Linked DNA regions of Mus musculus: regions 1, 3 and 4 are each linked to region 2. Evidence: chromatin loops called from intact Hi-C (ENCODE). Cell type or tissue: heart. All regions are shown on one strand. Links, peaks and the distances in the headings refer to the core of each region. The heading gives the core; the rest is flanking DNA.

The links. A loop is a pair of places that touch in the nucleus more often than their neighbours do. Peaks named below come from ENCODE experiments on the same cell type or tissue, not always from the same donor. Only the 100,000 strongest peaks of a DNase experiment are listed, where the experiment ranks them.
Region 1: a loop joins it to region 2, with 2.5 times the contacts of the local background. A loop is called at or near these places in 2 of 42 quality-filtered maps.
Region 3: it touches region 2 in a loop (11-fold over the local background); 6 of 42 quality-filtered maps call a loop at or near these places.
Region 4: it touches region 2 in a loop (2.1-fold over the local background); 4 of 42 quality-filtered maps call a loop at or near these places.

The regions. Positions count from the first base shown.
Region 1 is chr1:189,162,229-189,167,919 of GRCm38, forward strand. No RefSeq gene overlaps it. Among named protein-coding and RNA genes, the nearest start is that of Gm36561, 130 kb to the left of the region's middle. In heart, for the core only: no CTCF peak of the experiment used is centred there; DNase peaks (open chromatin) are centred at 2,213 and 3,153.
Region 2 is chr1:189,078,432-189,084,122 of GRCm38, forward strand. It overlaps the pseudogene Gm18698. Among named protein-coding and RNA genes, the nearest start is that of Gm36561, 47 kb to the left of the region's middle. In heart, for the core only: CTCF peaks have their summits at 1,235, 2,540 (motif pointing right) and 4,119 (motif pointing left); a DNase peak (open chromatin) is centred at 2,580; H3K27ac peaks cover 323 bases.
Region 3 is chr1:189,576,916-189,582,606 of GRCm38, forward strand. No RefSeq gene overlaps it. Among named protein-coding and RNA genes, the nearest start is that of Gm30088, 40 kb to the right of the region's middle. In heart, for the core only: a CTCF peak has its summit at 2,672 (motif pointing left); no DNase peak of the experiment used is centred there; H3K4me3 peaks cover 690 bases; H3K27ac peaks cover 470 bases; H3K27me3 peaks cover 289 bases.
Region 4 is chr1:189,025,245-189,030,935 of GRCm38, forward strand. No RefSeq gene overlaps it. Among named protein-coding and RNA genes, the nearest start is that of Gm36561, 6.7 kb to the right of the region's middle. In heart, for the core only: CTCF peaks have their summits at 1,844 and 3,191 (motif pointing right); no DNase peak of the experiment used is centred there.

The DNA of each region.
Region 1 (5,691 bases), core at 393-5,392, 84 kb after region 2:
AAGAAAAGTGCCATCCCTGTATTCAAGCCTACGGCTTTAGCAACTGGCCACAAAACAGACAGAAATGCTTCGTAAGTATGTGTTTTCCATGAAGGCAAGATCAGACCATCTCAGTGCTGAAGGAATTCCCATAGTGCCTATCGAGGAACCCAGAATACAATGAGTTCCCATCCATACTGATAGATGGTCGTGGCAGGTGTGTAGAGGAATGGTTCTTGGTCCTTGGCCTTGCATCTGAGGACTCAGATTGTCTCTGACAGACTGGCTCTTGTCTCTGCTCTGTGCCCTTCCCTACTAGGGCTCAAAACATAAGATGTATCACCTTCAAGTGGCCAAGATCCTTTGGCTCCTTCAGTGCTTTGCATAATTATGTCTGTGACCCAGTGGCTCAGCCAAGTCTCCATTTTGTGTCCTCCAGGTCACAGATGGATCACTGAAGAAGCTGGGATGATAATCCCAGCCTTTACAATCTGCCAGAACTCGAGTTTTGTAATGTGTAAATTCCCTGACTTCTCTTACTTATGGATTTGTGATTTTAGCTCCTGCTCATCTATTTCCTGCTTCCTCATTCCTTGAAGTATCTTAGGAAACTGAATAGCTATAAAATAAGGACAGTTGTATTTACCCTATGTAGTTGTTTTGAGAAGTATTTACGTCCATGTATATAAAAGTTTTACAAATTTGATTTCTGGAGAGTACTCTACTATACATTATGTACACATAAAGTCTACAGAAAGTTATAAAGTAATATATATGCATTTATAATATATATACGCATTTCTTTCTTTCTTTTTTTTTATAAGATCCTTGCTACGTGTATACTCAGGGGGTATGGGTATTTATTTATTTTTCTTTGCAGTTAACTTTGGGAAACTTCTAGTAGCATATGTCCAAACTCCCTGTCTCCAATGATGATCCAGTTGGCCAGGAAGCCTGCAAATTCATTCTCCATTTCAGTTATGTTGGTTTTCATCTCTAGCTTTTCCCTTTTGTTCTCTTTCAAAGTTTCCATCTCTACATGGGAAGTAATTTTTACATGCTTTTTCCATTTGAGCTATTACAGGTTGACCAGAGTTATTTTATAGCCCTTGTGTGGTGTTTTCAAAAGTTGTGCTCTATATGACTCTCCAGCTGATGTCAGGTGTTGGTCCTTGTCTGCTGGCATGCCTTATACGTGTCTATCATGGTCAATTTGATTTTAATGCAGGCAGAGTGAAGGTAAACAGCTGTACCCTGTGGGGTCAATCTGGCTAGCCTTGAGACATTTCATGTCTTGCCATAGCTGTACTAAACCTAACACACTTTTCCTTTCTCTTTTCTTATTTTTGTTTTCTCATCCCTGTTGTCTTTGGGTTTTGATATCAATTCTTTCTTACATGGTGACGGCATCTTGTTGATCTTTCAGCTACAATCTACTGGTGTTTAGTGAGGTTTCTCTGAGGAACCCCCATCACTGTGGTATGAGTCTATGGGAGAGGTACTCTGGGTTGCAGCCATGTGATCAAGCCCAGTCTTTGGGTGGCTTGATAGAGTTAATTTTCAGTAGCTTTTCTTATCTCATCTCTACCATAGACCAGACAGGGATGCCAGACAAGGCTGGAGTAGCATCAGGTAGAGCCTAGGGTAAGCTGTTTCCTGCTTTATAAAAGCTTGATTATGGCGAATGTCCTGTCATACTTCAAAACCGGTAATTTTCTCCTGACCTACTAGAAACACAAGATTTTCCTCAACTGTTTGCCCTGAGACCCTGATTACAATTCCAGAGGGAAAACCTGGGGGAAATGGGCTTGTCAATCACCTTCTCTGATTGATAAAATGGTCACATACATTTCTCAACAAGGACAGCTCCTCCGACTTTCTGTCCCCCATAGGCACACCCAACTGTGACTCTCTGCATTCTCCCATTCAGATTCCAGGCTGACAATGTCTCTGAGGCTTCAGTATTCTGTCAGGTTTAAGGGAAGCTTTCTGCTTTCAGGCTTCTGAACTTGTCATCCATGGGGACAGCTGTGATGTCTCTGTTTCTGTGTCACTGTTTAGGCTGTGCAAACACAAATACAGTAAACACTGAAATCTCATCTGCCCCTCAGCTTCAGGCCAGTATTTTGGCATTTTGAGATCCCTCTTCAATTCTGCCTGTGTTTTGGTGCTGAATTCTGAATTTGGCAAGTATCTACTATATTCCAAGCTCTGTTTCAGGTTCTGGGAGGCCAGAGGAACAAACAGATGTTGTGGGGCTGGAGATGGCTCAGACATTAAGAGCACTTCTTATTCTTTCAGAGAACTGGGGTTTGTTTCCAAGAACCCACACTAGGGAGTGTAGAACCCCATGTACCTCCTACCATATGGGATCCAACACCCTCTTCTGGACTCTATTAGCACCCACCACACGTGCGTGCATGCATGCACACACTTGCGCACACGCACATGCACACACACACACACACACACACACACGAACACACATGGTCACACACACATACACTCATATACATATACATAAATAAGTAAATAAAAATATTTAAATGAACAAGCAGGTGTGATCACAGTCTTGTATTTGAGACCCCAAACCCTGCTTCTACCAGCAGCTTCAAGTTTGAAACTTCTCTATAGCATCTCAACTCTACCATCACCGTCCACTTTGGCATTCCTTCCCTGTATTCTCACATCCTTTCTGGGCTTTGGGCCCGATTCAAAGTTTACAGTCTTTAAAAAGATGCAAATCTTGTGTCCATAGCGATCGTCTGCCCTCTGGGTTCTTCTCACTTTCTGCCTCTCATGTTTGGGTAATATGGAAGAGTGTCTGTGGGTTCCATGTCTGACACTGAGTTAGAGGACTGTTTATAAACAGGAGCCATGGGAACTCCTATGCTCAGTGTTCCTCTGCTCCTGCAATAAAAGGCAGGGCAGGTTCATTTCAGCTCCTTGTTCATCACGGTGAGGCAGGAGTGGCAATAGGAATTTACAGCAGCTTGTCACACCTCATCGGCAAAAAGCAGAGAATGGGAAGCGACTGTGCTTAGCCGACTTATCCAGAACCCCACCCCAGGGAACAGTGTGGTCCACTTCTGGAACTTCTCCCTCAGAGGTCAGGTCTCCTGCTGATGTCACTTGTCTTCACAAGCAAGGTTTGCAACAGAGCAGTGTGCAAGCAGCTGGTTAGCTCATTTCCTGTTCCCCTATCAGTGGAAAGTTTTCTAAAACCATTAAAAAAAATTCAGTCTCATCTGTAGGTACAATCTACAAAGAAGAGAAGAATTCAATTCAACAAGGTTGTCGTCTGCATGCAGCTGAGCACGGAATAGCCTTTAGAGCACATCTGCTCTCTCTGCCAACACCAACCAGGCCTGCGTGTTTCCTCAGATCATGGTCCAGGCTTATCAGATCGTTTCTGTGAAATCCCTTGCCTCTCCCATGCCCAGTATGCACTTGACTCCGAAGTGACTGGATGGTATCTGCAAATGTGGATCGTGTTAGGATCCATCGCTTTACTTGTAGTACAATTATGCATGTGCACTGAACGACTTCAAGCCTTTCTTGTTAAAAATAACTGCATGTTCCACAGACATTTCTATAAATATATCCAACATTTCAATGCTTTCTATATATATCCAGTGTGGTTTCCTCACTATAGACCATGCAGACACATATGTGTCCAGCCCTACTAGCTTCGATTGCCAGGATGAGCTTTTGATGAATGTGAGGAATGCTTGCTTTCCCAGACATATGGTTTGGGCATCAGTTTTCAGGCCAGACCTATGCTCAGCACAGAGATGGAATGTACCAGATTTGCTTGTGTAGCAGCCGCTCACGCAACCCACATTTCCAAATGTCAAGGGGCATTACATCAAGGACAATCCCTATTCTTCCTGCCCTGGGTGTTTGCTCGAGCGACCATCCCACAGCCATCGAGACTCACAATGCTCCGCCGTGTTACCGGGAAGAACTAAGTAATTCACCAGTGGTGTCCAATAAGGACTACCCAGAAATGTCCACATTGATAATCTGAAGTATCAAAAATACTTTGAATGCAGCAGCTGCTGAGATCAACAGGTTTTGTTATTATTAGATTGTGTTCAGATGTTGTACTGGCCGGTTTTGTGTGTCAACTTGACACAGGCTGGAGTTATCACAGAGAAAGGAGCTTCAGTTGGGGAAGTGCCTCCATGAGGTCCAGCTGTGGGGCATTTTTTCAGTTGGTGACAAAGGTGGGAGGGCCCATTGTAGGTGGTGCCATCCCTGAGCTTGTAGTCTTGGGTTCTATAAGAGAACAAATTGAGCATGCCAGGGGAGGCAAGCCAGTAAGGAACATCCCTCCATGGCCTCTGCATCAGCTCCTGCTTCCTGACCTGCTTGAGTTCCAGTCCTGACTTCCTTTGGTGATGAACAGCAGTGTGGAAGTGTAAGCCGAATAAACCCTTTCCTCCCCAACTTGCTTCTTCGTCATGATGTTTGTGCAGAAATAGAAACCCTGACTAAGATGTCATAATGGAAAAGACTATTTGAGGTCTATACATACCTGTACTATTGTATTGGATAGCTTTATGTCAACTTGACACAAGTAAGAGATAGCATGGAGGAGAGAGCCTCAATTCAGAAAATGTTTCCATAAGATTGGGCTGTAGGCAAGTCTGTAGGGCATTTTTGGGAGAAGGGCCCAGCTGATTGTGGGTGGTGCCATTTCTTGGCTGGTGGTCTTGCATTCTATAAGAAAGCAGGCTGAGCAAGCCATGGAACCAGGCTAATAAGCAGCATCCTTCACGGCCTCTGCGTCGGCTCTGACTTCCTTCAGTGATGAACACTGATATGGAAGTTTAAGCCTAGTAAACCCTTTCCACCCCAAGTTGCTTTGGTCATGGTGTTTCATCACAGCAATAGACTAAGACAATGTGAAAACACAGTTAGAAGCAACTGTCTTATATTATATTGGAAGTAGAGATATTAATATCAACACATGGTTTCTGAGATAGACAGTCAGACCAATATGAGTGATACACAATAGATAGATGGTAGGTAGGCAGGTGGTAACCCTAACTAGGACAACGATCAACATAGCAGAAGATTTATCAATGAAATCCTAATGAAGTCAAACACTTGGACTTGTCTTTCATGACATTGCTGAACTGGAAGTCTCTGGAAAGAAGCATTTGGCACACATCACAGGTCCTGCCATTGCCACGACTGTCAGCTTTTGTTCAAGGTTCAAGTGTGTCAGTCCCTACAGTTTTAAGGACCTTGTTATGACAAAGCAAAGCTCATATGGACAATTAGCCAGGATGGGTAGGGACAATTCTTTTTAAATGAAGATATAAAATAATGTAAGTCAAAGCAAATAGTAGGGAGGATAGTGACAGATGAGATGACAGCCAAACCAGGATTTGACAGAAGCACATTCGGGCTGAGAGAGGGAGTGTGTGGAGTGACACTGTGACACTGAATGTCAAAGCCCATTCGACCTCTTCAGAGGAGCCTCAACGGTGCGGCCAAGAAAGCAAGGCCAACAGTGTCAGGAAATGAGATCTAGGATGTGATACGGGTGTGGTGCTGTAGACCAAAGAGAGGGACTCATCTGCATCAGCCTCAAGGATGATTTCAAGGATGCTAACAGAGGCATTCTTTCAGTCAGCGATACAGTAAAGGGCTTTAGAATTAAGTCTTTGTCAGGACAAATTGGCTAGGATTATCCAAGCC
Region 2 (5,691 bases), core at 331-5,330:
TCCCTGTGTCTGTCTTTCAATGTTTGTCAACAATAGCAAGCAGACCTATTTGGCAAGTTTGGCAAGCATGGCTTCAACATCTTTTGCTAGGGTCATATACTGTAGACTATAGATTTGCCCAGGAAATTGGAAGGTGTGACACATGCTGGTCCTGGGCTGGAAATAATATTCTTCAGCCTGTTTCCTATTGTCAACCAGTTTGGTTTCCTGGATTGCTCCATCCCAGTGTGAAATCCTCATATACTGAAGCACTCCTCAATGAGTTCAACTTGAGCTCAGTCACAGATGACTTCAGCCCCTACCTAGTAGTGGAATTTCATAGGTCAGAGCCTTATGACCTAATGAAGTATGAAGCATGGGACCCGTAGAGTTGGAAGAATTGACTTTTTTTTATTACGTATTTTCCTCAATTACATTTCCAATGCTATCCCAAAAGTCCCCCATACCCCCCCTTCCCACTTCCCTACCCACCCATTCCCATTTTTTTGGCCCTGGCGTTCCCCTGTACTGGGGCATATAAAGTTTGTGTGTCCAATGGGCCTCTCTTTCCAGTGATGGCCGACTAGGCCATCTTTTGATACATATGTAGCTAGGGTCAAGAGCTCCGGGGTACTGGTTAGTTCTTAATGTTGTTCCATCTATAGGGTTGCAGGTCCCTTTAGCTCCTTGGGTACTTTCTCTAGCTCCTCCATTGGGGGCCCTGTGATCCATCCAATAGCTGACTGTGAGCATCCACTTCTGTGTTTGCTAGGCCCCGGCATAGTCTCTCAAGAGACAGCTATATCGGGTCCTTTCAGCAAAATCTTGCTAGTGTATGCAATGGTGTCAGTGTTTGGAAGTTGATTATGGGGTGGATCCCTAGATATGGCAGTCTCTAGATGGTCCATCCTTTTGTTACAGCTCCAAACTTTGTCTCTGTAACTCCTTCCATGGGTGTTTTGTTCCCAATTCTAAGAAGGGGTACAGTGTCCACACTTTGGTCTTCAAGGAATTGACTTTTTAAAGTAGGTTTTCCATATCCAGCACTCCCTCTGTTTCTCCTTAAAGATGAAGGCAGAGGAAGGTGGGCAGGGACAGGAGAGTATGGAGAAGGTCTGTGACAGCAATTCTGTAGTTACAGGAAGAGGATGCAAATCATTAACATCTCATAAAGGATGTGACTGCTCAGCATCTTAGGTCCCAAGAGGTTCAACCGAGTTGAGTAGGGGCATATCCAACACGCCTCTCCTGCTCCCCCTGGCTGTTGATGAGTCTGTTGTCTAGGTTGAAGAAGATCAGAGAAGCTCAACTTGGGCTTCCCAAGCCCCAAACAAGCTCGCTATGGAATATATTTTATCAGCATATTCATCAAAAGATTGCATCAATCAAAGCATAAATATTGGACACGACACAAAAAACTTTGCCAACCTTAAGGGGAGCCATCTGGATGCTTTTTCTTATGCATAAATTGCTGACTTTTCAAATTTCTGTCATACGTAGCATTCACTTCCTATTTCATGTCTAGGGAAGATACAGCAATTACAATCCAACCTAAAGATGTTCTTTGTCAGTCGTAGTTTAATGGCTGACCATCAGTTTATGTTGGTGTCACAGGATGTTCCTGTCTCTGGGCTGTGTCACAGTGACCCAGAGGACCACATGCCCCTTTTGTGTAAGCTGAGCTCCCAGGCTCAGCACCTGCTCCTGTTCAGAGAAGATGGTCATCTACCTAACTCTTTTATAGTGGGCATCTGTGAGCATCTTGTTCTATGCCACTGAACAGGGAGCAGATGGGGGGGGTGTGTGGCGCCTGAGTGAGATTAGGAGAGAAGCAGCAGCTACAGAGCACTGTCGGTTGAATCCGGAACAAAAAATCTGCCACTCTAATCCTGCTAATTATGTCTTCACACCCTGTGACCTTTACTCCAAAGTCGTAATTCCACTAAACCTGACAGATTTTCTGGAAGCCTCATCTGCTCACAGCCACCTTTAGCGTCTAGCCTGTCTTCCTCCCCAAATCTCTATTCCAGTAATTTAAAAGTATTAAGACCTGATACCTCAGGAAAAAAAAGCAGGCTACAGAAATGAAATCTCCAACCTTCTCACTGACTGGACTGGGAAACAGAGTATTCAGTCTCCAACTCTACGCTTGCTCGTGCTTTCAGTGTGAGATACCTAAAAATCTAAGCTGCAGCAGAGTGTGTCAAAGTAACACACACATCAAATATCAATTTAGCAGGCACTTTGGAGAGTGCATTGGTACTTTTTAGTACTATACTGTTCTGATGTTCTTTCCATGAATAGATGAATGAATGAATGAATGAATGAATGAAGCTCTTTGTTGTGGTGTGTATATAGATTTCTACATGTATGTTAAAATAATACACAATAGTGATATTGCACTGCAGACATTTAGCTACCACACCAAGAATTAGTAGACTCCTGTTGTCAGTACCTCCTCCCTCCACACCTCAGGAAGACACAAGCCAGTTGCAGGGTTGTGGCAGTTTGAGTGGGATGTGGTTCCCCAGGGCACATACGGCTGAGCACTTGACCTCCAGCAGGTGGCGCTGTCGTGGGAGGCGGTCGCAACCATGGGAGGAGAGCTGGCTTCCCCTCTTTCTGCTTCCCGCATGCCTGCTGCCAAGCCACGAAGTGAACAGCTTCTCCCTACACACTCCCAGGCACACTGATGACAAGCTCCGCTTGGGCACAAAGTGACAGAGCCAGCCCAGCACAGACTAAAACCCGGAAACCCCAAAACTTTGAAACCCTGCACTAAACTCCAGTTTCTTCCAAGTCCTTTGGAGTCCTTTGTCAGGTATTTGATCACAATAGAGGGAAGAGTAATAAATACAGGAAATTATTTTCTCAGGCTTAGAGCTGTAGCTGGATGCCACCCCACAATCAATCTTTGACAATGAAAATAATAGCAGTAAGCAAACACGAGAAATATCACTATCACTTTAGATTATAGGCAAAGCCCCTTCCTGGCACCACACAGTCAGTGAGGTAGAATCAGGCTGTAAAGCCAGGGAGAACCAGAGTAAACTCTGGGGAGCCAGAGGCTCATGTTTCTGTAGCAGAGTCACAGTCTGTTCAGGGAAGTAGCCACATGGAGGGTAAACTGAAAAAAAAAAAAAAAAAAAAAAAAACACAAGGAACCCAAAAGTCATTCATCCTCCACGTCTGCAGGCTCTGCACATCAGGATCCAGCCAAGCCCAGCTCAGAATGCTCAGCAGACTGCATGTGAAATGAGCAGGTAGCAGGATTCCCATGCCCTTATTCTCTAAGCAATGCAGAGCAGCACGTATTTATATAGTGAGAGCATATGGAAAAATCACCAGCAGAAAAGAAACAAGGGTTCTGCTACTTCTGCTAGGAAGGAAAGGGGGGAAGGCAGGGAAGAAGGAAAGAGTGGGGGAAGGGATGAGAAAGGGAGAGAGGAAGAAAGAGAGAGAGAGGGAAGGAGGGATGGAGGGAGGGAGGGGGAGAGAGAGGGAGGGAAGGAGGGAGGGAAGGAGGGAGCCAGTGCCAGGCACAGTAGGATTGAGAATGGAAGGCTTCTCTTGGAAGTCCCCTCATTTTATGCTAAGGAAGGAGGTGTGGGCTTTGAGATTTAAACAGGATAATGAATGGTAATAAGTAGGAGGAAGGAGAGAGAGTCGGGTGTGTATGGGGCACTGTGTGATGTGCACTTGAAACCTGCATTTTTGTAATCAGTGAGGGGTCTCAGCTCACTGTGACTTGAAGGCCTGTTTATATCAGCAGTACACTGGATCCCTCCATTGTCTTCTTGTAAGCAAAGGATCTGAATTTCTGGGTGAAGCTTAAAATATTTTGCATAGAATACCTGGCATCAAGTCTGTGTGTATGTTTACACATACAAACAAACATACACATATAAATGCATTCATACATATGTCCACACACACACACACACACACACACACACACACACACACACACACACGACAGGAAATGGCTCAGAGGTTCAGAGTGAGTACTGTTCTTACAGGAGACACAAGTTTAGCTCTCAGTACCCACAACAGCAGGCTTACAACTGCCTGGAAGTCCAGTTCCTGAATACTTGGCGCCCACTTCTGGACTCTATAGGTACTTGCACCAACCTATCTATGAACCCAGCATCTTACATACAAAATTTAATAATAAAATAAAATTTCTTCATTAAGATAGGGTCTTACTATGTAGCATTGGCTGTCCTAGAACTCACTATGTAGATCAAGCTACCCTTGAAGTCACAGAAATCCACCTGTCTCTGCCTCCCGAGCACTGGGATTAAAGGAGTGCGCTATTGGGCCTGGTTAAAGATAAAATGAAAACTTAAAAAAATAACTGAAATAACATTTAACCTTAAGATGTCCAGTATTTTTACATCATCTTTATTTTGTGTATTTAGCTTGCTATTTGAAACACATTTTTTTGTGTTAACCACCCCACCCACACACACTCACATATACATACACATATATATTTACAACTTTGTTTACATAGAAGGCTTTTTTTTTCTTTTTTTACATTTTTAGTTTCATTGGCTTTAAAAATATTATGAGTTGTGAGCACAACGAGATACTATTGAAATGATCCATAATTATAATGAATAAATAAGAAGACACTCGTTTGCTCTATCCCTGCAGTAATTGAATCAGGGCATTGGAGCGACTGACATTAAAATGACTGACTGTGAGTTTCCAACTCTCCTTATTGTTAGTTAGAGCCAAAGGCATCTCATAAACTGGGTGGAGGGAGGAGTGGAACAGGAATCAAGTTAAAATAGCCATAAACCTCTCAGTTGTCTGAGGGACGGTTGGAGAAACAGGAATTACTTTTGTAATTTTAAGTGAAAAGTTGTTTACTATAGAGAATTAGCTAACATATCACACGCACACACACACACACACACACACACACACACACACACAGAGAGAGAGAGAGAGAGAGAGAGAGAGAGAGAGAGAGAGTGAATCCTGAAGATATGCTCATTACCCTGAGGCTCCACACATTGAAGAAATTCCTAGAATAAAATGGTTGGGCTGATTGTGAGCAGAGCAGCTCCTGTCACTGCCATCAGAGGGTGGGGTTGGGAAGGACAGATGGCAACAAGGAGGGATGGTCAGGGGTGACTGCTGTGGCTTAGATGGCAGCTTCTTATTGTACCCCTTTAAACAAACCAGAGGGCAGTCTTATTTGAGTTTAATAGAAGAACAGATTAGGTAAAAATCTTAATAGCTACCCAGAGGATTGGTAGAGAATAACTCACACACCTCAAGTTAGGCATAGAACAGCATGCTGGATGAGAAAGGAAACACATGGACTTAAGAGAACTTGATGCTCTTCCAGAGGACTCAAGGTCTGTTCCCAGCACCCATGTTGGGCAGCTCACAACTGTCTGTCATTCGGTTCCTGTCATTCGGGACCTGGCATCCTCTTCTGGCCTCCATATGCACATGCACATAGACATACCTACACACCAGCACAATTGCAGAAACACAACTAATTTTTTTTTAATATTTAAAAGAATGGAAAAGCACCCTTCAAGAATGTAAGTGGGTTAGTAAGCTGAAGAAAGGACCCAGAGCCTCTATAGGACTCTTTGAAGCAACACAATTGGCAGCTTGATGCCAGCTCGTGACCAGTACTGCACAATCACAGAATTATCAAGCAGACATCAGCATGTCCTTATAGGGAAG
Region 3 (5,691 bases), core at 480-5,479, 500 kb after region 2:
CTATAGCAACTTTGTGGGTGTGTTTGAGAAAGGGAGGTTCTTATACTGTAAGTCTTACAAGACAGGAACAAGAGGGCTAGAGGGTGGCTCAGTGGTTAGGAGCTCACACTGTTCTTCAGAGAACCGAGCTCTACTCCCATTACCCATGTCAGACAGCTCACAGCCACCTGTAACTCCAGTTCCAGGGGATCCAGAGGCCTCTTCTGGCTTCTGCAGACCTGCATTCATGTGCAAATACATGTGGAAACACATATATAATTAAAAATAAATATTTTAAAGGCAGAAGAATCCACCAGGGAGACGGGGAGACAGAAGGGGAGCCAGGAGACCTTTGGAACCTGAGATTCACCTACTTGGTTTTATTACTGGCTTTGAAGGTGGAAGAAGGCGCCACCAGCCAAGGAATACAAGATGCCCCGGAAGCTTAGAATAGCCCTCAACTGACAGGCAACAAGAAAACAACCTTTCTGCCTCAAAACAGCAAAAACTGAGTTTTCCAACACTCCAAATGATCCTGCAAACCAGATTGCTTTCCAGCCTTGAGAAAGGAACATAGCCCTAAGGACATCTCGGTCACAAGCCCATAAGAGACAAAAGTCTCCTGTGAGACTTTGGACCCATAAGACTGTGACATGCCAGACTTGCATCATTGAGTTTAGCATAATTTACTATAGCAGAATAGAAAACTATCTACATAGGCACAGTTCCCGTAGTCTGTGGAGGGAGCCTTAGTCAAAACACTGATCATTTTAGCTCTTGTTCCACACTTAACCTCAGCAGACAGCCTGTTGAGGCCACCATGAAACACAGCTGCCATTGGCCATCCATCCCGGGAAGCCTGAAAATGGAGGCCAGAATCCACTCTTGTATGTTTCCCCCATGTATGTCTTCATGCAACAAACCACAAAGCTCTACTGTCTTGGACAGGTACCAAAAAACTAGGGAAGGACCTGACCTAAGCCAACCAAAGAGCGACCCAGCAGCCACAGTCTACAGCAGTGGACAAAGCAACTGAATCCTCTATTGGACACCAAGAATCAACAGATGATGGATGGCTGTTGGAAGAAAGGGCACAGAGTAAAAGGATTTTAAACAGCAAAGGCAATTCAGAAGCTAACAGAAAGATAGAGACCAGCCCACCAGGAAACCTTGATGTTTTTAAAAGGAGGACAGAAGAAGAGGAACATGGGGCAGTTGTCTGATAAGAGCACTTCCCAAAGGCAGGACATTATGATACAGAAAGGGAATAAAGGCTCCCTAGCCCTGAGGGAGCATGAGAGAAACAGACAGAGTGAACCCTGCTGACCATGAGCAAACGTCTAGGCTCCAGGAAGCCAGCTGAGACATTCCCCGTTGTCTACTCATTCTTCACGTCCTTCTATCAAGCTTTTCCCTCCCTGGTTGATGTGATGTCTCTTTTCTATGGAACTGAAAGAGCCTCAGTAGCACAGGTTCACCAGACTCTGCAGACAGTGGCTGACCTGCTGTGCCGAGGTAAAATGCGTTTAGAATCCTTTGTCCCTGAGAAGGGTGGGACCCCTCTGGAGTTCACTGCTTCTTGTCTGTTAGGTTGTTTATTGAGAAGTCACCAATGAATCTCCAGAAAGTACTCTGTTAACCAGTCACATCCAGTATCACTTACACAGAAAAGGTTAGATTCGACAAAGAGGAAAGAGAAACTTCCTTAACCCAAGCAACGTATCTGTCATCAACTAACATGAGTGTTATAACTACAGTCTGGAACCAATCACGTCAAGGTGTGAGTCCTTTCTCCCTTCCTGAACGGTAACTATCGGTAACTATCGGGACTCAGTGGGTAAGAGCACTGGCTGCTCTTGCAGAGGACTCAGGTTCTGTTCCCAGCGCCCACATCCCTCACAACTGTCTCTAACTCCAGTTCCAGGAGATTGGACATATTCTGGTCTCCTCTGACACTGCGTGTGTGTGTTTCATAGACGCACACGCAGGTAAAACACCACACACACTCACACTCTTTTAGATAAACTATCAATTTTGGGTAAAAGATTTTAAAGTTTAATAATATATTTAATTATATCCATAGTATGTATGTGTTGGTTCACCACTTTGGGGGACTTATGACAATTTTTCTGACAAAGAGGCTCAGAGTCTTTGTAACAGAATTAAAGACCATCTTGCTCCCCTTCTACCATAGCATTTTATCTCCCTCAGTGACAGCTCACGAAAGAACCTGCTGTGTGGGATTTACTAGCGAGAATAACCTTCTACTAACAGTAAACAACAGATCTACCGCTCAGAAATATCAGCCTCAGAGGAAACAGACAGACAGGCTCAAGAAGACATGATCTGATCTTGGTTTCCCTGTTTCCCTTTTAGGGTGGCAATAAGCCATCTTGAACAGTCGAGTCCCAGCCACTTGATTACACGTGACAATCAACCTCCACAAGAACAATTGAGCAAGGCAGGCAGTGACTGGGAGACTTCACACAGGGAGCTAGAGTAGAGGGACCGGACCCCTTAGCCAGCTCTGTGGGGCTGGTCCTGCAGTTGAAATGCCTTCTTCAAGCCCACCTTGTTTCTGAGTGTCTCTCTGAGCAGGGTTCCAGCTCCTACTGTGACCTGCCTGATTGAGTAGCTAAGCACTTTAGGAAGGCAGGCTTGCTTTAGGACCTGGTGCCACCTGTTGGTCAATCCATGACCAACATTTCTGTGTCAATCCCACCAACTTGTCCCAAGTCAGTCTGTGCAAGAAGCCCTTTGAAAAACAGAAGCCATCTCAAGAGCATTCCCTTCAGCCTCATTTCCCTGCGCCTGCCTGTTGGTGCCAATAAAAATGGCTGAATTGTCAGATCAGTCTCTGGACTTATTTAGTAGTGGGGAGAAAGTTGCTTAAATTCAAATTTACCAGAAAATAAGACAATTTCTTTCCACATGCCCAGTGTGCCGCAATGATCACATGACTCCGGGGTAACCATGCCAGTTTTCCTGCCTGTACACAAATATGACTTCTTCGCACTTGTGTTGCTGTGTGAAAAAGCATCGGAAAGTTCTGGAATGACAGCTCAGAGAATTAAGACAGCAGGCCAGTTCAAACGTCCTCCTTTTCACTGGTGAGGTGGTTTTAAATAAAATATTTCTGGCATTTGTCTTCCATATCTTAAAGTGGTTATCACCTTACCAAGCCCCAGAGAGCTACCTGAGGTAACATGTGGCTACCTGAGGTGACATGTGCAGCGTAGAGATGGACATTTGAGCCACCACAGTTATGGACACTTATGAGAAGTATTGAATCACAAAATTGATTTTACAGGACATCTTTCCATGCCTGGGAGCTCTGTGTGAGCGTAGTTAGAAAGGCACACGTGGCACAGGAGTGCACACTGGGATCCTCGTTGCTCATACAGCCCTGGAAGTTTATTAAATCAGGCTTCGTGCCTCGTTAAACAAGCTTACATAGCAAATGACTGGGCACTTGCTAAGGGTCTCTCCCATTCAGCCTTGCATCGGGCTGTCTCCTGCTACTCTGCCCTCTCCATTTTAAATATAGATGGAGACTAAGAGAGGTGTGTTCTTTCCTAGAGGCTCATCCACTTTTCATCTGTGTGTGGCATCCACACAACTTCGCTGGCTCTTTGGAGTTTTATTTATGACTCTGTTAAAAACACCGAGCGCCATATATAATTTAACGATGAGGACAAAAGTGTGTGCATGCAGCAGGATGCCCCTCACAAGATCATAGATCTGAGCAGGGGTTGAAGAGCCAAGAATTCTCTTCTTAAGAGACTGAGAACCAGATGTTGTAAAAACAAAAGAAATTTTAACTTGTGATTTTTTTTTCCATTCTATTACCAAAAGAACCAAAGATGACTGCGTTAACCCCTGTACTAAGGGACAGGACTGATATTGTTCCATACTAATGTGGCATTACTGTGTGGTTGGAAGTTATGGATAGCCCCATCAAGAGAATAGATTGGCACAGGTTATCCACAAAATACGTTTAGCGATATTCTGGCAACGTCCTCTGATGTAAGAGCCTGCATTAGGGATGTTCATGTTCATGGCCACACAGTCTGAGGCATTTTTCCTCTTAGCCCCAAATGTACTTGTATAGCCCTCACAGATAGCCCCTCTATCTTCAAATGTACCCGAGACTCTGACGACTGTCACAGCTCTTGTCAGCTTGACACAAACCTACTAACGTCTGGGAAGAAGGACTCTCAGATGACAAACTGATTCCATCAGAATGGTTTCTATACCATTTTCTTGATGGCTGATAAACACAGGAAGGCCAGCCCCTGTGGACAGTGCCATCACTAGGCAGGTGGTCTGACCAAGCCAGGGAACAAGCCAGAAAGCTTAGTTCTCCATGATCAGCTTCAGTTCCTGCCTCAAGTTCCTGCCTTGACTTCCCTCAGGGATGGACTGTGACCTATAGACAATAAAACTCTCTCCTCCCACAACTTTCTTCTGGTCCTGTGGGGCGGTGAGCTAGTCGAGCACAGGCCTGGAATCCTGGTGACCCTAAGGGACCGAAGGTGTTCAGCCATGCCTCCTGGACCCCTCCTGGACCCCTGACTCCTGTCGCAGCTACAGCCTCCCACCACCATCACCTCCACCCCACCCCCCAGAGAGGTGTGTGGCCATCAGTCATGTTCATGTAGGCAATGCTCCAAGCTCCTGGTATTCTGTCTGGATTCCACCCCCACAGTTACCTGGCAACAGCCAGGTATGAGCCGCCCCACGGTTACCTAGCAACAGTTAGGTGGGCCCAGCCCACTATAAAAGGAGCTGTTTGCCCCCTCCTCTCTCTCTTACCTCTTATTCTCTTGCTCTTACTCTTGCTCCCTTGCTCCCCCTCTCTCCACCTTCTCTCCCCCCTCCCCTCCCTGTGTGGCCATGGCCGCCCTCTGCTTCTCTACTCTTCTCCCTCTCTCTGCCTTTCTACAATAAACGCCTTAAAAACCATGGATTGTCTCTTCTCATTGGGACCGCTGTGTTGGAGCAATGGAGCAGGTCTTCCCCGAACAAGCCACGCGTCTAACCTCCCACCAGGAGGACTCCTTGCACAATAGCCACGGCTTCCGCCAACCCAAGACGTTGCAGACCAAGCCAAAGGCTCTCATCCCTGCAGTAACCAGCTGGAGCTCTCTCCCCCTGCCCTTTTCCCCTCAGTCCCCGGGGCCAGAGTCCGCCCGCCATCCCCACTCTGTTTCTCGCCTCTTCTGAGACATCCAGGGGCACCTGAAATGTCCAAGACTGAAAACCTGACGTCCTTGGCCTCCTTGCGGCCCAGGGACCCCCAGAACCGGCACGGCACTTCCTCAGTGCTCAGCGGTGTCTGTGGTGCCTGAGAATCTGATCCCGATTCCGGCAGTTCCGAGGGGACCCCAGACCGCTCCTTCGCCACCCCCGGAGCGGGGGTCCTGCGTCTTCTCACAGCCCAACGCCTGTCCAGTGGTTCCATAGGGGTGTGCACAATCCAAACTTCCGGGAGTCTCGCCTCGCCCAGCGGCCCTAGCGTACATGGGACCCCATTTTTACCCCACATGGTCCGTGTTTTACCACAACAATAAAACACTCTGGGAAAAGAGCTTTTGGAATAGCTTAGTTCTGTACTTTACACCTTGTTATTAACACCATAAATTTTTTTAATTAAAAGCCATATTCTATGATAATGAGCAACACAGCAATTTAGTAGCAAACACACAATAG
Region 4 (5,691 bases), core at 256-5,255, 53 kb before region 2:
ACACACACACACTTGACCGACTTCTCTAACAAATATAGAAAAATTCTCAAACAAATAAAGAAAAATCCTCAATAAAATACTTGCAAACTAAATTGGAGAACACATGAAAGACAAATGCTATGAACAAGTTGGTTTCATTTGTAGCTGCCAGGGGCCATGGTTTCCTGGGTTCCTGAAAGGAAAGCTGGGGATGGATGGGAAGGATGGCGAGAGAAATAACGAGCCAAGACAAAGTTCTCTGATCAAGGCTCAATGTTTTAATTCTAGGGTCTGAATTTAAAGGGGGGAGACCCATCCATCCCACATTATGCCAGGAACTCCTCAGGAAAATGAGCCCAGGCTGCTCAGCAGGTGGTGGCTTCTTGCAGGAAGCTGCAGATGTGGCAGACAATAGACTTTACCTAGGTCGGAAGACTCCACTCTAGGTGAGCTAGCAACTGTGGCAAACAAGATCTGAGCCTGTCTGCTCAGTGCTGGGGGAGGGCACATGCATCCTAGGAAAGCAAAGTTGTCCAATATATACAATTCAGTAAATAAATCAGAAATCACAGGATCATGCCTATAGTTGTAGAAAAAGCATTTGAGAAAGTTCAACATACCTCGATGATCGAAGACTCAAATAAACTGGGATTATATGGAATTTACCTCCACATAATAAAGGCTAAATATGACAAACCTACAGCCAAGATTATATGATGTGAGAAAAACAGAAAGCATTTTACATAACATCTGGAACGATGACCCAACACCACCTGCCCTGCTCGTACTCTATTTAGCACTCCGTCTTCAAGAAAATAAGGCAAGAAAAATATAAAAATTAGAAAGGAAGCAGTCTCAATACCACTATTTGCTGACATCATGAGTGCTTATTTAAAGACTACACAGATCCCATCAGAAAAATGTAAATCTAATAAAGACTTTCCATGAAGTTGCAGGACACAAAATCAACAGACAAATTATTGCCTCTCTATGCACCTGTGCCTACTTCTTGAGTTTGCCTTTTAACACATCTCTCTTTTCCCAGTGGAATAAAATTCAGAATACATTTTACGCTGGAGAATAAAAATATAACATTATGTTATTTACACTGCAATGATATGATGTATGCTTTTGAAAGTCAAATTGCTATTGTCTAAAAATGACATGTCATGGTTGAAAAGAGCCAGTTTCTTTCCTAGTAATGAGATATTTTGAAGACACATAGAAGAAAAATGGAAATTAAATACAGATATAACAGATCCAAGAAGTGAGTGGCCTGCCCAACATATCACACAGAATCACTTTCCAATTTCTAAAACTTTCTTAGCCTGGACCTTGAATTTTGCCGAGATCCCCTTTCTCAGTGGTACCCACTGGGTCATTCACTCATTGTCCCTTGCTCTCAGAACAGACCCAGCTGCCTCCGACGATCTCTGCATTTCCTGAGGGTGCCGTTACACTGTCAAATGACTGGTTACATTTGTCTGCCTCCCAAACTTGTGGATCACAGGAAGTAGGCCTGCAACCTGACATCGTGGCTGTCACAGGGAGGCAAAGATTAAGCTTGCTCAAATACATGTAAGAACCAGTACCTAACAGACCATAACATTGCTTGACCCACAAGTCATCCAAAAGAAACTATCGTCTTCGTCTTCATGCTTTCCGCTGCTCTCTGGTGGCCTCCACACTTACTTGCACAGACATGGGGTGATGGTGTGTCTCAGTAGTAGAGCATTTACCTAGTATGTGTGAGCTGCTGGCCTCATCATGGAAAAGGAGAAGGAGCGATGGTGGTAAGAGCCAGAGGACCCGGATGTTTCCTGGGAGGGTCTTTTATCTGTGAATCAACATTTATGATTATGAATCACTTTCTAGAACCACACCGTGGCGCTCTTCCCTCACTCAAGAGTTTAAATGTCAAGCTCTCTCAGTAAGGGCAGTGCTGGGATAGAGGTAAGGGCCATGCTGGGCTAGAGGAGTTCGCCGTGTTTTCTTACACAGCAGCTCATTCATTTACAGTTGCGTAAACAGGACCATAATAGTTATCAATAGCCACAAAGAGAATTATCCCCTTGGCAATGTTAACACCGGATTCAGAAAACAGCAGCCCTGACTTTATTCCTGGGAGAATGTGAACAGTCAAATGTTTGAGCAAAGAGACTTGGGAATGAAAACACCAGCTCAGGAAGCTTCTGGAAAGATACACACCATCCTCCACCGTCTCGGGAATGCCAGCCAACCAGCGGGCTTGGTTTCCCAAGGTAGACTCCCCTATTCTAGACATCAGAGGAAACAGGGAGACACAGGCTAGGAACGGAACTTCAGGGAGACACAGGCTAGGAACGGAACTTCAGGGAGACACAGGCTAGGAACGGAACCCAACACACAATATTTACCAAGGACCTATTATATGCTAACGGCTGGAATCGATTTCATTCAAATGCAAGACAGACAAGTCTCTGGAGCTGGTCACAGCAGTTCAATCCTGTCACACCCCTTCCAGTGAATCATCTTGAAGAGTGTCATGTAAGGTGAACAGTCTCTGTGACTGGAGAGATGGCTCAGTGGCTAAGAGTGCTTGCTGTTCTTGCAAAGCAAGACAAAACCAAAACAAATCAAAACTACCCTCTCCCCCACCACCACCAAAAAAAAAAAAAAAAAAAAAGTTTAGTTCCTAGCACCTAGTTTAGGTGGCTCACACTGCCTGTAACTCTCCAAATATTAGCTGATATAGTCCTCATAGCAACACCGGGAGATGTACATATCCTGTTGTTCCTCTCACCTGAGAAAGGAAGAAACTCACACATTGAAACATAACATCTTCAATATAGCTAAGTTAGGAGTCTGAACCCAGGAACAGTTCCTGACCCTTCACTCCTTCTTGAGTATAAGCGTAACTCAAACTACACTCACACATTTGTTATAGGCAATATCTACTTATTCCACAATCTCTGACCTGGCTGTCAGTTTCAAGTGCAACTTTTAGGGTCTTATGTTTGCGCCACAGTTAAACGCTATCCCTAGATAGATTAGTGTTTAATTCCTTACTCAGCATAGTGACTTTCTGAGCAGGGTATGATGTGAGAGCTAAGTCCAGAGTTTCTCCATCTCATCACTATTGGTGGTGCCTAAATAACTTTTGGGAAGACTGTCCTGAGTATTCTAGAATGTTGTTTTGGTTTGGATTTTTTTAGGCACTTTGACCTCCAGTCAGTAGGTGGCGGCACAGATCCATAGTTGTGACACTAGACTGTCTTCAGCCCTTCCACAGGTAGAATTATCAGGACAGAACCTGGGTTAGAGGTCTATGGGTACTAAGTTTCATTGCTGGTTAATTGATGGAGGGTTTCTTACACACAACATCTATGGATCTAACTTTGCAATGAGTAGGTAGAGAAGGGCTTATATAATCAACACATGTGTGTCTTGGTATAGATTTCACCAGGGAAGAAGGGGCAGAGGGGAATCATGAATCATGCAGGCAGATGGGGGGAATAAATAGAAGGCATTGCTAACACTTCTCCGCTGGACTTATGCAATATGTGAGTTCATGAATTTTTCATTAATATTGGAGTTCCAAAAAAAGGGTTTCATGGAACTTTGACATCTAAGCTGGACACTGTGACGAAAGGAGACAACTATCAAAGGTCAACATTCTTGCCAGCAGGAAAAGCCGATTCCTGCTCACTTAATTCTGTGCCCCCTCAAAGAACCCCAAATGCATCAGCAGGCATGCATTCCTAAGACGAGGAGGGAACAGATGCAGAGATGAGTGTACAGACACACAGACGAGTGTATGCTGGTAAACCCACTGATGCAGTTCCTTTTGGGGGAGCAGTATAGTTGAGAACTCTCAGGCTACTCTCTCAATTTTAGGCTTCTCTTTCTCATATATTCAAACAGCCTAAGGCAAGGGTAGAGAGTAAGATATAATTAGAGGTGATATTATTGTGGACTTCCCGAATGGGAAGCTATCGCCATGTTAGCAGTTAAAATCGGAACCTCTGGAGGATGGAGAAAGTCACCTGTCCCGAATAAATGCCATTATCTGTCATGATATTTATTTATTTATAGATCTACTATTTCCTGACATCCTCTTGTTTGGTTTTGATATCTTCTTATATGCTTGAAATAGTTTTAATTTGGAAGCATTAAATACATTTACTTCTATAGTCTCTCTCTGATCATTCCAGTGGCTGGGTTTTGGACTAGTTCTGTGAATGGGATTTCCACAGGATCTGGTTCTCAGTGATTGTACCTCCCATGCTTAGAGAGTTTGTGAATGGCGAGTTGATCTATGGGCGCTTGTAAAATCTGAGCAAGCTGAGACAATGTGACCAAATCCACTGTGGACTGCCCTTTGGATTGGCAGGGTTGGAGGCTATACTGTGATATCAGGTCCACGTGAGCACCAGCTGTTCATTCACGGCCCTTGGATTACTTTCTCCTCCTCCGTCTCATCTTAACACCAGCAAGTCACCTTCTTCCACTGTGCACGGGGTACTTTCTGAGAATGCCAGGTTCTCACAGGAGTCTCGCTTTGATTTCTAGCAAGTCAGGCCTGCCAGTGTGGACAGCTATTTAGCTGCAGGATCTCTGTAGCTAGGGGTGAGCATACTCGGGATAAAAAGCAGGGTTCCTTTTGTCTCTGTAATAAGGAACTGTTTTCTTTCTTCCCCCCAGCCCACTAGTCACAATACTCTGTATGGAGCCACTTTCGAAATGTGCTCCAAAGTTGTCTCCTAAGTAGCCAGGCAGGCCCTGGACACCCACAATTTACTTTATATGTATCTGTTCCCTGTATTTTCCTAATTGATGAGGAAGCCCATGAGAACAAGGCCCATTCTTGTATCTTAACACATAGCACCTGTGCAATGCACACACTGTGCAATGAGCACATTACTCAATGGCTGAACCCTGTATCCTACGTCTTCCTCTCTCTTGTCTCTCTGATTAAGAAGGTCACATGCTTAGTATATTTTCTTTGCTCATTACTTACTTAAAAATTCCTTTGTTTCTTTGAAGTTTGGTCAGAAGTAGGTAGGCTGGTCTCAAACTCACTACAAAGAGGATGGGCTTGAACTCCTGAATCTCCTGCGTCTGTTTCTTGGGGGCCGGGACAGAAGGTGTGCCTCCCTTGTTACCATCAGTTGATGTCACTCCTTCCTAGGAGCATTATTTGGAAGTAAACTGGTCTTTGCTGTTGTGGTAATAGATGACTCTAAATGTGCATCCTTCTTGTCCTTTATGTGGCATTCTGTAGTAAGAATGGAATTTATCCTTTATCCTCTCCACATCACAGGCTCGCTCGCTCGTGCGCGCGCGCACGCGCACACACACACACACACACACACACACACACACACATAGACACACACATATACACATATATACACACAGACACACATATAAACATACATAAATACATACACACACATACACAGACACAGACACACACACACATAGACACACACATATACACATATATACACACAGACACACATATAAACATACATAAATACATACACACACATACACAGACACAGACACACACACACATATATATAGACACATATACACACAGTACACACACACACATATGCACATATATGCATATACATATACACACATACTGGCTCCTTGCCGGCAGGTCCAGGTGAGAGGAGAGAGGTATCCATCCCACCAGGATCTCTCTGGGGCTAAGGAGGATGG